Regions from separate parts of the Homo sapiens genome. Here region 2 is linked to region 1. Evidence: chromatin contacts called from ENCODE Hi-C or POLR2A ChIA-PET data. All regions are on one chromosome and are shown on one strand. Each heading gives the region's core, a stretch centred on a gene start or an enhancer-like site at or near the end of the contact. The rest is flanking DNA. Distances are from core to core; before and after follow the strand shown.

Evidence for each region. A loop is a pair of places that touch in the nucleus more often than their neighbours do. ChIA-PET counts read pairs that join two places held with the same protein, here RNA polymerase II (POLR2A). Pooled maps may share reads with other maps.
Region 2: a map of B cell shows a loop between it and region 1 (10-fold over the local background). The contact joins two enhancer-like sites. A Hi-C loop is called at or near these places in 2 of 168 maps with a recorded cell type or tissue (B cell and IMR-90), 7 of 37 single-sample maps with no recorded cell type and 7 of 50 pooled maps. POLR2A ChIA-PET finds 5 or more read pairs at or near these places in 5 of 52 experiments (B cell, H1, OCI-LY7 and 2 more).

The regions. Positions count from the first base shown.
Region 1 is chr1:63,828,563-63,833,245 of GRCh38, forward strand. All of the region lies in intron 1 of ROR1 (receptor tyrosine kinase like orphan receptor 1), which reads left to right. Among named protein-coding and RNA genes, the nearest start is that of ROR1, 57 kb to the left of the region's middle. Within about 2 kb of position 1,251, at least 6 of the 41 ENCODE cell types and tissues checked have a DNase peak (open chromatin) inside an H3K27ac peak, as active enhancers do; they include B cell, where a contact is called at or near this core.
Region 2 is chr1:63,891,568-63,895,936 of GRCh38, forward strand. All of the region lies in intron 1 of ROR1 (receptor tyrosine kinase like orphan receptor 1), which reads left to right. Among named protein-coding and RNA genes, the nearest start is that of ROR1, 120 kb to the left of the region's middle. RefSeq lists a silencer at 1,574-1,743. Within about 2 kb of position 1,629, at least 15 of the 41 ENCODE cell types and tissues checked have a DNase peak (open chromatin) inside an H3K27ac peak, as active enhancers do; they include B cell, where a contact is called at or near this core.

The DNA.
Region 1 (4,683 bases), core at 1-2,500:
TTTTCAGTTGATCAACATCCTCCTGATAGGCTAAGGAGTGAACTGACCTTTACATGCATGGTTTATTTCAGAGCATGTTATTTGATTCCAGCATATTTAAACCTAAGCAACTAGATTGTAAGGTCTGTAAAAACAGAATTTGTCTTTCTGGTTTTTTACTCTATTCCCCTGGCACATAGTAGGTGTTCAGGAAATATTAGCTACTATTCTCCTCTCCAAGATGCAGCTGTTCCTCTCCAGCTGTCCTGTCCTTGCTGCTCCTCCTTGAACTTGCCAGGCTACTCCTGCTTCAGCACTTTGGAGACCACAGACCAGCAGGGATCACTCCCTCTCCTCTTCTGGGTCTTTGTTCAGATTATACCATCTCAGTGAGGCCCTAACTATCTCCTTCCTTTCTTTCTTTATTTTTCCATCATATCATCGCCATCTGATAAACTGATATATTGATGTACTGATATATTGACTTATTTATTTGGGAATGTGAGCTCCACCAGGACAGGTGTTTCTGTCTGATTTGGTTATTGCTGTATACCTAGTGCCTAGAACATAGTTGCTATAATTTACTTGGATGTTCCGCCACGTACTGGCTGTGTGGTAATAGCTAATGCATTTGCTCCCTTGGATCCTTTGTTTGATTCCCCATTTGTTTCATATGGCATATGTGGGTCAGATGAGATGTTGCACATGAAAGCTCTTTTATGCTATGTGTTATGCAAATGTATTCACTTATTTATTCATTTAATCAACCAGATGCAGTTCCTGCCTTCACAGAGCTTAATAATTGGACAAATAAGTAATTTCACCAAAGTGGGAATGCGGGTGATAGGGATAGTGTGATAGGGAATGTGCAGCGTGCTATGGGAGCACCGTCACGAGGGATTCCTAATTCAGATGTGGGGACAGGACCCTGGAAGGCTTCCAGGAGGAAGGAACATAGAAGCTGAGATCTGGGGATGGAATGGGCATTCAACAGGCGAAGGGAGTGTGATGTAATTGATGGCATGGAGAGTATTGCAGGTAGGAGGAATAATGTACAGAGTCTGGAAGTGCAGAACCATAGAGTACTGGTGGAACTGAAAGTAATTCAATCTTTCTGGAATATCCAGTGTGGGGACAGATAAGTGGATAGGGATGTGGCTCGTGATATAGTCTGGGGACAGATCAAGGAGCGCTTTGCAGGCCATGCTGGGGAGCTTGGACTTGATCCTAAGGACAGTGTGGAGCCATGGAAGTCTTCCAAGAAAGGAGTGACTTGGTCTGACTTTCATTTTCAACAGTCATTTTATGGAGTAAGACAGCTTATTTCCTCGCCAAGGAACTTGAACACAAGCTCCCAGGAAGGGAGGTTGTGAAAACAGTGAAAGGGCCTTCCAGAAAGTAAATCCTTAAGCTCCATGAAATTAGCTTAAATTCTGTTTGAATCTGACTGGTGAATATCATAGCAATGAGGCCAAAAAAAAAAACCTTCATAAAAACTTAATTATCTTTGAGGCCGTAGCTCATACTTGAGGGAAGGGACATGGGTAACGCTAGAGACATATATGTTTGCATTAACTTTTACGCCACTGTGGGGCAGACAATTAAAGCAGGAGTGGAGGAGTCAGAGCAGTTTTGAATCTGCTTTTAAGTCCCAGAGAGTGTCACAGTACCTCCTACCCAGCACTGGTTGCCAAAGTAAAAGAAAGTGGTAACAATAGGGCATAAGGTGGTGGAGAAGAGGCTGGGTAGACCTTGGCCATATTCTTGCTTTGCACCTTACACTGCTATAAAGAACTACCCGAGACTGGGTAATTTATAAACACAAAAGAGGTTTAATTGACTCAGACTTCTGCATGGCTGGGGGGTCTCAGGAAACTTAAAATCATGGCAGAAGGTGAAGGGGAAGCGAGGCATGTCTTACATGGCAGAGGAGGAGAGAGAGAGTGCTAAGAGAGAAGTGCCACTTTTAAACCATCAGATCTTGTTGGTTTAAAACAACCACTATCGTGAGAACAGCATGGGGGAAAGCACCCCCATGATCCAATCACCTCCCACCAGGTCCCTCCCTTGACATGTGGGGATTACAATTTGGGATGAGATTTGGGTGGGGACACAGAACCAAACCATATCATTTTACTCCTGGCCCCTTTCAAAGCTCATGTCTTTTTCACATTTAAAAGCTAATCGTGCCTTCCCAACAGTCCCCCAAAGTCTTAACTCATTCCAGCATTAACCCAAAAGTCCAAGTCCAAAGTCTCATCTGAGACAAGGCAAGTTCTTTCCACCTATGAGCCTGTAAAATCACAAGCAAGTTAATTACTTCCAAGATACAATGGGGATACAGGAATTTGGTAAATGTTCCCATTCCGAATAGGAGAAATTGGTCAAAACAAAGGGGCTGCAGGCCCTGCACCAAGTCCAAAACGCAGCAGGGCAGCCATTAAATCTTAAAGCTCCAAAATAATCTCCTTTGACTCTATGTCTCACATCCAGGGCATGCTGATGCAAGAGGTGGGCTCCCAAGGCCTTGGGAAGCTCTGCCCCTATGGCTCTGCAGGATACAGCACCCCTGACACACAGCTGCTTTCATGGGCTGGCATTGAGTGCCTGCACCTTTTCCAGGTGCACAGTGCAAGCTACCAGTGGATCTACCATTCTGGGATCTAGAGGCTGGTGGCCCTCTTCTCTCAGCTCTACTAGGCAGTTTCCCAGTGGGGACTCTGTGTGGGGGCTCCAACTCCATTTTCCCCCTCTGCCTGCCCTAGTAGAGGTTCTCCATGAGGACTCCACTCCTGCAGCAGACGTCTTCCTGGACATCCAGACATTTCCATAGATCCTCTGAAATCTAGGCAAAGGCTTCTGAAGCTCAACTTTTGTCTTATGTGCACTCGCAGGCCCAACACCAGGTGGAAGCTGCCAAGGCTTGGGGCTCCCACCCTCTGAAGCAATGCCTGAGCTGTACTTTGGCCCCTTTTAGCCATGGCTGGAACTGGAGTGGCTGAGACTCAAGGTGCCATGTCCTGAGGCTGCACAGAACAGGGAGTGCAGGAGGGACCCCTGGCCCACAAAACCAGTTTTCCCTTCTAGGCCTCTGGGCCTGTGATGGGAGGGGCTGCCATGAAGATCTCTGAATTGCCCTGGAGACATTTTCCCCATTGTCTTGGCTATCAACATTCAGCTTCTCTTTATTTATGCAAATTTCTGCAGCTGGTAGCTTGAATTTCTCCCCAGAAAATAGATTTTTCTTTTCTACAACATGGTCAGGCTACAGGTGTTCTAAACTTTTCTACTCTGCTTCCCTTTTAAACATAAATCCCAATTTCAGACCATCTGTCTGTGAATGTCTATGACTGTATGCTTTCAGAAAAAGCCAGGTCACATCTTGAATGCTTTGCTGCTTGGAAATTTCTTCTGCCAGATATCCAAACCATCTCTCTCAAGTTTAAGGTTACACAGATCTCTAGAGCAGGGGCAAAATGCCACCGGTCTCTTTGCTAAAGCATAGGAAGAGTGACCTTTGCTCCAGTTCATAATAAGTTCCTCATTTCCACCTGAGACCACCTCAGACTGGACCTCATTGTCCATATCACAATGAGCATTTTGGTAAAAATCATTAAACAAGTCTCTAGGAAGTTCCAAACTTTCCCACATCTTCCTGTCTTCTTCTGAGCCCTTCAAATTTTTTTATTCTCTGCCCGTTACCCAGTTCCTAAATCACTTCCACATTTTCAGATATCTCTATAGCAATGCCCCACTTCTATCAGGACCAATTTTCTGTGTTAGTCTGTTTTCACACTGTTATAAAGAACTGCCTGAGACTGGGTAATGTATAAGCAAAAGAGGTTTAATTGACTCACAGTTCTGCATGGGTGGGGAGGCCTCAGGAAACTTACAATTATGGTGGAAGGTGAAGGAGAAGCAGTCTCCTCCCTTGACATGTGGGGATTACAATTCGAGATGAGATTTGGGTGGGGACACAGAGCCAAACCGTATCAACCAGTGATGTGGCTTTGGGAATCACTTAACTTCCCTGAACCTCTGTTTCCTTTTCTGGAACATGGAATTAGTACTACTGATTTTTCAGTGTTGCTAGGATTCAATGAGATAAAGCACAGTCAGTGCTGCTATAACAGTTGTTTTGAAAACACACACATTTTTTCAAAGCTGATTGATGTATTCAGAAAAATTTGAGAATAATGCAAATTTTATGTTTACTTACATAGTCAGTTTTATCCACGAAAAGTACTAGGTGGACTCAGAAGACGGCACTCAGCTAAAGTGAGATGCATGGCAATATACAAACACACACACCTGAAACATCTACCAGCTCCTCAGTTCACCAGGTGTGTTGAGTTACACTCGAGTTACACTCATCCACATCTGCCATTACAACTTTCTGTCCATTTTCTGATAACCAGCCCCCCACCCACCACTTCACAATAACCCATAAGCTGTAACCCTTACAATGCCCATTTCCACAAGAAAGTAGTAGTGTGTTCCAATCTTGTTTTCCCATAAACTCTGCTGTTTTTACTGCACAATTTTGCATAGTGTGGTGATTTCTCAGAACTCATATGTTGTGTTATAGCAGAACTGACTCTGTCTAACACAATTCCTGGCAGACAGCAGACACTCAGTAACAGGTAGCTGTTTTATTATTAATATTAATCCACTTAAGTACAATTGTGGGTTGGGGCAGGGATC
Region 2 (4,369 bases), core at 379-2,878, 63 kb after region 1:
CTGGGTGTGCCTGTGAAGATTTCCAGAAGAAATTAGCATTTGAATCAGTAGACTGAGTACAGAATATCTGCCCTCAGATATTCATGCCTCGAGTATGCATCATCCAATCTGCAGAGGGCCCGGTAGAACAGAAAGATGGAAGATGGGTGAATTTGATGTCACCTTGAGCTAGGACACTTATCTTCTTCTGTCTGTGGACATCAAAGATCCTAGTTCTTGGGCCTTTGGACGCTGGGACTTACACCTGTGCTACCCTAATCCTGGTTCTCAGACCTTTGGACTCAGACTACATTATACCACTGACTTTCTGGTTCTCTCACTTGGCTTTTGGAGATGGCATATTGTCGGATTGCTCAGCCTCCATGATTGTATGACCCAACCCCCATAATGAATTTCTACATATATATATCTTCTTGGTTCTGGTTCACTGGAGAACTCTAATTCAGCAAGTCAAAGGAGGAAAGTATATTCACCTTTAGTTTGTCCCTACTACTTAGTGATTTTATTCACTTCTACTTTAATTCAATAAGCATTCATTAATTCACTTCTAATGGACCATGAATAGTGCTAGGTGCTGGAAATGCAAAGATTAATGGACTATGATTAAGACACAGTTCATTTCCTTGAATCTCACAATTGAATAGGGGAAAAGGTACAAGGAACGGTTATACTATGGTGCAAAGATAGATGTGTACGGGGGAGCTGGGCACTTCGCTGCATCTGGGAGGGCAGAGGAGGCTCTGAAGGAGATGATAACAAATTGGATCTGAAAAGATGAGTTAAGAATCTGTCTGACCCAGAGGTTTCATGGGTCTTTAAGCACATTAAGGAGACTTGAGTGTGGTTTATAAGGTATGATTTGTACAAAAAGCACAAATCATATTCCTGTAAACACTTGAAAGTATCACAGTTTCACATCCATGTAGTGAGCTGTAACTATGTTTATTGTATATTTATTGTCTATTTTACAGATGTGAAAGCCTGAGAAGGCAGATAGATAAATGTTACTTGCCCTAGGTCACCAACCAGTGATTAGCCACTGAGGACTGAAACCCAGTATTTTTTTTCTTACAGTAAAACCCATGCTTATGGAAGTCCATACTGGACAGCAGTCTTGGGTTTGGCTAAGCTCTGCCACCACTAATGAGCCCTGTAAACTCGGACAAGTTGCCAACCTTCTCTAAACTTAGGCTTTCTCATCTGCAGAGTGGAGGGAGTAGGACTTGAGGCCCTTCTAGCTATGCAGTCTGTGATTTCTAGAGACAGAACAGGGAAGGGCAATAGGGGTGACAGGAGAGACCAGAAGCTGCCGTCACAAAGACTAGCTTTATGGCAAGCCTGTTTCCCAAAAGCACAGGCCCTTCAGTGGCCAGTGAAACTGATGTGTTTGGATTTATCAAGTAGCTTTGCCAAGGACCAGCTGGCAGAAGAAAGCAAAAAGCAGCACGGCAGATTTAAAGATGAGTTCATTTCTATGGTGTCAGCCGCAGAGGGTGCGGTTTCCCTGTCTCTAGAGTGGTGGACACAGTCTACCACTGTGTTTCTTCGAGGGGAGATTGTGCATGTTTCTTCGAGGGGAGATTGACTGTGTGCTTAGGCAGTAAACATCTTCTGGGCACAGTGTCACTGGGAGGATTTTTGTATTGAGAGGGCAGTGAGGCGTGAAACCTCAGACTCCTGTGGTACTTCCTGCTACCCAGTGATGTCAGAGGCTTGCTGCTCACAGTCCCCAGCTTAGGGCCCTGTTTCTCCAGCTCTCTGCTTACATCATGTGGGAGAGGAGCAGCAGCCATGAGAAAACCTAGCTCCTGGAAGTGCAGAGATAGAGACTGGGATAAAAGAGGGGGGTAAAAAAAGAATTCATTAAATTTGGCCTTGAAGATGGTTATTTACTTGTTTGCTGTGCTTGCTAATATGCCATATGAATAGAAAAGAGGCTGATTTTTGATGACACCATTTCAAGAGTATCCTTCATGATGTCCAGGTTAAAAGGTTTTTGTGGGTTTCTTAATTTTGTTGTTTACTGACTGGGCGTGGACATATGGACTCTTATTTTTTTTCTGGTTGCCTTTGCTACATTTACAGGCTTCCGTGTTTCTAAGAAACGAAGCAGCTGTCTTTTCATCAATTAATGGTATCAAAAGTATCGGTAATCTCTGGATGGTGCTATACAAAGTGGGTCAAGAGATATACAGTGGTCCCCCCTTATCTGTGTCCTGGGAATATGTTCCAGGATTCTTGGTAGATGCCTAAACTGCAGATAGTACCAAATTCTATATATACTAAACATGAATTTCTTTTTCCTTTTTTACAATTTCATGCATAGAAGATTCATTTTTACTGTAGATCTTAGTGACCTCAGCATACGATTTTTTTCTTTCCTCATTAAGTCAAGATCTTTTTCACCTTTTCACTTCAATCTTTTACCTTATCACTTTATAGTTTATTGGCAAATCCAAATGCCAGCATCACTACTCTTGTGCTTTTGGACTCTTAGTAAGTAAAATTAAGGTTACTTGAACATAAGTGCGTGATATTGTGGCAGTCGATCTGATCACCAAGACAGCTACTAAGTGACTCATGGGCAGGTAGCATAGAAAGTGGGAATATGCTGGACAAAGGGGTGACTCACATTCTGGGCAGGATGGAGCAGGATGGCCCAAGATTTCATTATGCTACTGAGAATGGTGTATAATTTAAAACTTACGAATTATTTCTGCAATTTTCCATTCCATATTTTCAGACCATGGTACCTTGGGTAACTAAAACCATGGAAACCAAAACTACAGATAAGGGGGGAGACTACTATATTCTAAAAGTTTATAAGAGAAAGCAATTTGATGGTGATATCAAATGCCATTGCATTGATCTCTGCAAAAACCCTTCCCATTCATTAATGCATTCCTCATACATAGACATATAGCCTCCCATCATCTTCACACACCACAGACACCTTACATTTGTGCACTTGATTTTTGTGAAGCTGATGTTTATACTGATCATGTTCAGGATGGGGCTCCTGTAGCACAGGGGAGGTTTTTGGGACAGGTGGGTAAGAGAAATATAAGGAAGGAAGAGCAAAAAGGACTTGATTCTTTATTGTTTATACACCAAAACCACTGCCTTATGCATAATCCCTCCTTCTGGGCACTGGGTAGTGAGTTGGCAAAGTGAGAAAGACGAAACTGGTAGTTACAAATATTCTACAAATTGTTAGAATAAACACTGGTTTTCATTTGAGTTGGCCATTAGGTTGGAATCTGCTTGGCCAAAAGGTCAAAACCCTTTCTTTGGCAAGAGTGATGCATCTTAAGTGTACTTTATTTTGCCAAGTAGACTAAAGACCTTCAAATCTTTGACAGAGGTGTGGGAAATCCTACAGCACATGTTTTCTCTCAGTCTAGAAAAACTCCTGGACGTGGATTACAGGAGCTTTTAGATCTTAGAATGCTCTTTATAAAACATATTTGGATGACACATGACATGGAGAAAGTTATGGCATGCTTGTGTTTTATGTAAGTATGTGATTTGATCAGGGCTTAGAAAAGTTTATCAAGCTTTTTAGATATAATTTTGTAATCTCTCAAGATAGAGATGGCATTTAATGGCGGGATAGTTGGCCAATAAAGGTCACTGGACAATTTAACAGAATGTTGCATTCTTGTAATATATTCTTGTTCTTCTTTGAACACAGGACTATTACTCAGATTTAGAAATACTAGTTATCTGCATTTTTCTTCATTGTCTCTGTTAGACAGTGGGATATAGTATTGTCTTTAGTTTGGCTACACTGCTGGGCTTGAAACTGTGGGTAAAGGCTAACACTCACTTAAGAAAATAAACCATGTATCTTGGTTTCATGAAGAAGATGGTTAGACCTGAGAAAGAGGATGATCTCTGTTGACCAAGGTGGAATTTGAAGTGGAGGTAGTGTGAAGTCAGGGTGAGGTTTTGGCATGTTTAGTCTCCCAGACAGAAAAGATGAAGGCCAAGAATTGATATTCACACATCTCGATTAGGTACCTGGCATATCATTAGCCTTTCTTGAAGTCATTGATTCACAGACTGGGCTGATAGTGAATTTTGAGGTGCTCTGTCAATCTCTTCTCCCTGTCATTTTCCCACGAAGGAACCAAGTCTCAGAGTTGAGATCATTAACCGTGAACATTTACCAGCTGTTAAATAGATATGTTCTTTGATAACTGTTGAAAAATTTTACAATTTTTTCTTTTCGTCTTGATTCTAGGTGCCCTATGATTTTCTTTCTATTTTGTCTTGCCTTTTTTATTTGATTTGATACTGAGTGTTTTGTGCTCAGAAAATAATACCCAGTGGTGTCTTGGAGTTGGCATCTGTGAGATTAGAACTA